Linked DNA regions of Homo sapiens: region 1 is linked to region 2. A link is a contact called in ENCODE Hi-C or POLR2A ChIA-PET data. All regions are on one chromosome and are shown on one strand. The core of a region is the stretch at or near the end of the contact, and the rest is flanking DNA. Distances in the headings are between cores, read along the strand shown. Region 1 holds the start of IQCC (IQ motif containing C). Region 2 overlaps KPNA6 (karyopherin subunit alpha 6).

The links. Hi-C counts contacts between places; a loop is a spot of excess contacts on that map. ChIA-PET counts read pairs that join two places held with the same protein, here RNA polymerase II (POLR2A). Pooled maps may share reads with other maps.
Region 1: POLR2A ChIA-PET joins it to region 2 with 12 read pairs in T-cell. The contact joins the promoter of IQCC here to the enhancer-like site in region 2. A Hi-C loop is called at or near these places in 2 of 50 pooled maps. POLR2A ChIA-PET finds 5 or more read pairs at or near these places in 14 of 52 experiments (A549, AG04449, BJ and 10 more).

What each region holds. Positions count from the first base shown.
Region 1 is chr1:32,204,335-32,207,034 of GRCh38, forward strand. It overlaps IQCC (IQ motif containing C), which reads left to right and starts at 1,337. Exons shown (of 5, transcript NM_018134.3): 1 at 1,337-1,389; 2 at 1,820-1,963; 3 at 2,175-2,427; 4 at 2,668-2,700. The coding sequence starts at 1,348. CCDC28B (coiled-coil domain containing 28B) reads left to right here. Exons shown (of 6, transcript NM_024296.5): 4 at 1-45; 5 at 264-286; 6 at 860-1,053. The coding sequence ends at 914. RefSeq lists enhancers at 324-825, 1,275-1,494.
Region 2 is chr1:32,131,464-32,134,906 of GRCh38, forward strand. All of the region lies in intron 1 of KPNA6 (karyopherin subunit alpha 6), which reads left to right. Among named protein-coding and RNA genes, the nearest start is that of KPNA6, 25 kb to the left of the region's middle. Within about 2 kb of position 2,113, at least 7 of the 41 ENCODE cell types and tissues checked have a DNase peak (open chromatin) inside an H3K27ac peak, as active enhancers do; they include HCT116 and PC-3, where a contact is called at or near this core.

The DNA.
Region 1 (2,700 bases), core at 87-2,586, 72 kb after region 2:
AAGAAGACAATGGCTGACCGTAACCTGGACCAGCTGCTTAGCAATGTGGGTTCATGTCTGGGTGCTTTGGTTCCTGGGGGCATGAGGGGTGGAGAAGGTACATACTCCCAAAGCCATTCCTGGGCCCTGGGTGAAAAGGTGGGAGTGCATGGATCCAAGAGCTCTGGGCCCCTCAACCTCCCCAGAAGATAGCCCCCAGAGCATTGGGGATTTGGCCTGGTTCCCCTCCTAACAGAAGCCTCCCTTTTTCTCTTTGTTGGCAGCTGGAAGACCTCAGTAATTCTATGTATCCTTTCCAAGGAACCCGTCTATGTGTGTGTGTTCCTGAGAGGTCAGTTTCCTCCTCTCCAGCCCTCCAGGAGTATTCACACACAACCAACTTCCCCACCTCTTGCAGTCCTGTCAGATTTAGCCACAGACTGCCCAAACCCAGGTACAGGAATTTAGAATTTCCCCAAAATTAGAAGAAAAGTGGTTGTAGGGGATGTTTTACTACTGATCAAAATCTTTGTGAGTACTTTAGCTGACATCAATCATAGCAAAGCTTGTCCGATGTCCTCCTATCCTTTCAGCATTGAACAATTATTTTTACTAATTTACACTACCACCTCACCTGGTCCTCAGTCAGAAACAGCGCGAGTGCGCGCGCACACACCCCAGTGTGTCTGACCTGCACGATCTGGATGAAGAGAGAGGGGGTGAGAGAGGGCAGGCGGGGACTGCAACCTCAGTCCACAGACGGCCCGAGACCCTCGTCCCCGGCCCTTTGCACAGGTGAGGGAACTAAACCTGTGCAAGATGGGAGACCGGGGTGGGAGGAAGGACTGGTCCAAAGCGCCACGATCCTTGACGGGCACAGCCAGAAGCTGCACCTGGCCGAGAACGCCGAGCCTGAGGAGCAGTCCGCTGCGTAGGCGTCCCACGCAGGCCCACACTGCCCCTCTCATTCTCTTCAAACTGTGACTTTTTACAGACTCGGGCGGGTGTTCTGCGGCCCCCCAGGTGCTATGGGGGAGGGGGGCGTTGAATGGAATTAAACCAGAAAGAAAGCAAGCGGCTCCGTGTCCTGCTTCCCCTCCTTGCGCCTTTCCTCCCGGTCTCCGCGGAGACAGCCCTCGGTTATGGAGGTACCGCCTGCGGGATTGGAGTGCCCCTTGCGGCTGTGGGAGGGGCAGTCGGGGGCTGGGGGGACGCAGGTACGCCTGTCGCCAGGACGCCTCTACCCTGGACGGTAGGAGGTTGCCGTGGGAACGGCTGGGGCAAAGCCCACGCCCGCGCATGCTCAGGAGCGACGCCGACCAATGACGTACTTCGCAGGCGCGCGGGCGGGCCTGGCAGTTGGCGCCCATGGAGCCAGAGCTGCTGGTTCGGAAGGTGTCTGCATTGCAGGTGCGGGGGCGGGCGCGGGGTTCACAGGATTTTTCCTTTAGGGAAATCATGGGGTCTCGTACCTGGACCTCCCAGCGAGATGCTACCACGTTCAGTCCCCTAACTGCGCGCCAACCTCTGGAGATACCGGCTGTCCCCAACCGCGCTGAGGAAAGCTGGGACCCACGGACTCCCTGCCCTGCGCGTCCCCACTCCCACCACACGCTCGCGCCGGATCAGGGAAACGGGAAGAGCCTTAAGGCGAGGAGGGGCATCCAGTCTGGCATCGTCCCTCGAGCCCCCCGGAGCCCTAGCGCACAGCCCACCTATCCTTTCCCCGCCGTCAGGTCCCCTCTTGCATTCGCCGGGACGACCTCTTCAGGACAGTCCTCCGAGATGCCCCCTCTCTTACCGTGATAAGGGACTTCTTTCCTCTCGTTCTCCATACCAGGCCTGCGTCCGGGGCTTCTTGGTCCGACGCCAGTTCCAGAGCCTGCGAGCTGAGTATGAGGCGATTGTACGAGAGGTCGAGGGCGACCTGGGCACGCTTCAGTGGACCGAGGGCCGCATTCCCAGGCCGCGATTCCTCCCAGAGGTAGAACACACCTAGGAGAGAAGGGAAGGAGGGACTTGGGCAGGGTGGAACCCACCCTTCCCAGTGATAAGCTTTTCTCACTGGAAGAGGCAGTAGACTCACCTCCTCACACCCCACTCCTTAACCCTCACCAACTTGTCTGCTAGATCATGGTGCCCAGATACTTGGAAGGGTTTAGCCCTGGGGCTCTCACATCTCTCTTGTTTCTCAGAAGGCAAAATCCCATCAGACCTGGAAAGCAGGAGACAGGGTAGCAAATCCAGAGCAGGGGCTGTGGAACCACTTCCCATGTGAAGAGTCTGAGGGAGAGGCCACCTGGGAGGAGATGGTGCTGAAGAAGTCAGGAGAGAGCTCAGCAAATCAAGGAAGCCTCTGCAGAGATCACAGCTCCTGGCTTCAGATGAAGCAGAACAGGAAACCCAGCCAAGAGAAGACCAGAGACACGACAAGGATGGAGAATCCAGGTACCTCTCTGCAAAGATCAGGGCAAGCCCCTGACCCTCACTGTGCCTCAGCCTCCCATCTGAAGAGTGAAAGGCTTGCGCTAGATAAGCTGCATCCCTTTCCCGTCTTCCCTCTGCCGGGATAGGGCCACCACATGGTTGGGCAGTGCAGGGGAGGGAGTTTCCAAAGTCTAAGGCTAGGCCATTTCCCAGGGTCTGGTCCCTCAAGGTTTTCTCCTTCCTTTCTTCCCTCCTTCACAGAAGCCACAGATCAAAGACTGCCCCACAGCCAAC
Region 2 (3,443 bases), core at 863-3,362:
CAAAGTGAGACCCTGTCTCTACTTTTATTTTTTAAAGTAAAAAAAGATTTAAAAATTTAAAAAGACACTGAAAACACATACAACCACATACATACATACACACATATATGTATGTGTATATATATTTAAATCTTAAGTCTATACACACACATATATATACATATATACATATATGTATGTGTATATATATATACACACACAACAAAGGAGTTGTGTGTGCGTGTGTATATATATATATATGTATGTGTATATATACTTAAAATTTAAAACTTTTGGCCAGGTACAGTGGCCCACACCTATAATTCCAGCACTTTGGGAGGACAAGTCAGGCAGATTGCTTGACCACTGCACCCCACCTTTTTTTCTTCTAATTTTCTGTCTCCCTATCAGGGAATCCAGCCTGGTCTCCTGTGTGACAGGCAGGGATACTATACAAATGAGGATACATTTTCACTTTCTTGATGGTGTCTTTTATTTACTTTTTATTTTTTATATTTATTTATTTATTTATTTTTTATTTTTTTTGAGACGGAGTCTTGCTCTGTTGCCCAGGCTGTAGTGCAGTGGCGTAATCTCGGCTCACTGCAACCTCCGCTTTCCAGGTAGAAGCAATTCTCCTGCCTCAGCCTCCCAAGTAGCTGGGATTACAGGTATGCACCACCATACCCGGCTAATATTTGTATTTTTAGTAGAGACAGAGTTTCACCATGTTGTCCAGGCTGGTCTTGAACTCCTGACCTCAGGTGATCTGCCCGCCTTGGCTCCCCAAAGTGCGGGGATTACAGGTATGAGTCACCATGCCCGGCCCAGTGGTGTCTTTTAAAGCATTAAAGTGTTTTGTTTTGTTTTGTTTGAGACAGTATCTCACTCTGTTGCCCAGGCTAGAGTGCTGTGGTGTGATCACAGCTCACTACAGCCTCAACCGCAAGGGCTCAGGCAATCCTCCCACCTCCCAGGTAGCTGGGACTATAGGCACATGCCCCCATGTCTGGCTTTTTGTATTTTTTATAGAAATGGGGTTTTGCCATGTTGCCCAGACTGGTCTCAAACTCCTGGGCTCAAGTGATCTGCCTGCCTCAACCTCCCAAAGTGGGAACACAGGCGTGAGCCACCATTTCCAGTCAGTGCAGCCATTTTATTTTAAAAATATGGGGTCCCAGCCCAGCGTGGTGGCTCAAGCCTGTAATCCCAGCACTTTGGGAGGCCGAGGCGGGCAGATCACAAGGTCAGGAGATCGAGACCATCCTGGCTAACACGGTGAAACCCCGTCTCTACTAAAAATACAAAAAATTAGCCGGGCGTGGTGGCAGGCACCTGTAGTCCCAGCTACTCCGGAGGCTGGGACAGGAGAATGGCGTGAACCTGGGAGGCGGAGCTTGCAGTGAGCCAAGATGGCGCCACTGCACTCCAGCCTGGGCGACAGAGCGAGACTCCGTCTCAAAGAAAAAATATATACATATGGGGTCCCACTCTGTTGCCCAGGCTGGTCTCAAACTCCTGGGCTCCGGTGATCCACCTGCCCCAGCCTCCAAAAGTGTTGGGATTACAGATGTGAGCCACGGTGCCTGGCCCCAGAGTATTTTTTTAAGTGGTTGCAGGGCTGGGTGCGGGGTCTCACACCTGTAATCCCAGCACTCTGGGAGGCTAAGGCAGGCAGATCACTTGAGCCCAGGAATTTGAGACTAGCCTGGAAAACATGTTGAAACCTCATCTCTACAAAAAATACGAAAATTAGCCGGGTGTGGTGGTACACACCTGTAGTCCCAGCTACTCAGGAGGCTGAGGTAAGAGGATTGCTTGAGTCTGGGAGGTTGAGGCGGCAGTGAGCCATGATTGCACCACTGCACTGCAGCCTCGGTGACAGAGCAAGACCTTGTCTTAAAAAAAAAAAATTGTGGAGGTTAGAAAGCAGTAGGATAACAAAGTGCTGAAAGAGGCCAGGTGCAGTGGTTCATACCTGTAATCCAGCACCTTGAGAGGCCAAGGCCAGAGGATCACTTGAGCCAAGGAATTCAAAACCAGCCTAGGCAACATCACAAGACCTAGTCTCTACAAAAAAAAAAAAAAAAAAAAAAAAATTACTTGGACATGATGGCATGGGCCTGTGGTCCCAGCTGTGTGGGAGGCTGAGGTAGGAAGATTGCCTCACAAGGTCTAGGCTGCAGGGAGTTGATTGCACTACTGCATTCCAGCCTGTATGACAGAGCAAAAACCTGTCTCAAAAACAAAACAAAACAAAAAAGCAAAGTGCTGAAAGAAAAACCGTCAAGCAAGAATTCTATATCTGGCCAGGCAGCATGGGCGTGGTGGCTCACCCCTGTAATCCCAGCACTTTGGAGGCCGAGGCAGGCGGATCACTTGAGGTCAGGAGTTCGAGACCAGCCTGGCAAACGTGGTGAAACCCCGTCTCTACTAAAAATACAAAAATTAGCCAGGTGCAGCAGCCGGCATCTGTAATCCCAGCTACTGCGGAGGCTGAAGGAAGAGAATTGCTTGAGGCCAGGCGTGGTGGCTCATGCCTGTAATCCCGGCACTTTGGGAGGCTGAAGTGGGTGGATCACCTGAGGTCAGTAGTTCGAGACCAGCCTGGCCAACATGGTGAAACCTCGTCTCTACTAAAAATACAAAATTTTTTTTTTTTTGTATTTAAAAAATGGGTGGTGGGCCCCTGTAGTCCCAGCTACTGGGGAGGCCGAGGCAGGAGAATTGCTTGAACCCAGGAGGCGGAGGTTGCAGTGAGCCGAGATTGCACCATTGCGCTCCAGCCTTGGTGACAGTACAACACTTCGTCTCAAAAAAAAAAAAAAAATTCTATATCTAACAAAACTGCCCTTCTAAAATGAGGGAGAAATTAAGATATTTCCAGATAAACAAAAGCTTAGGGGGGTTGTTACCACTAAACCTGCAGTGACTTAGCCTATGATCTTAGCACTTTAGGAGGCTGAGGCAGGAAGATCACTTGAGCCCAGGAGTTCAAGACCAGCCTGGGCAACATAACAAAACCCCGTCTCTACTCAAAATACAAAAATTAGCCAGATGTGGTGCACGCCTATAATCTCAGCTACCTGGGAGGCTGAGGCAGGAGAATCGCTAGAACCCGGGAGGCAAAGGCTGCAGTGAGCTGAGACCATGCCACTGCACTCAAACCTGGGCAACAGAGCAAGAGTCTGTCTCAAAAAAAAAAAAAAAAGTGCTATAAAAAGAATGTACTGATATATGTTAAAACATGGATGAACCTCAAAATCATTATGCTAAGTGAAAGAAGCCAGTCAAAGACCACATATTGTATGGTTCTATTTAAATGAAATGTCCAGAGCAGGCAAATCTGTAAGAAATAGAAAGTACCTTAGTGATTGTTTACAGCTTAGGTGGGTGAGCATTGGGGGTGACAGCTAAAGAGTAATAGGGTTTCTTTTTTTTAATTTTATTTATTTTTTTTTTAC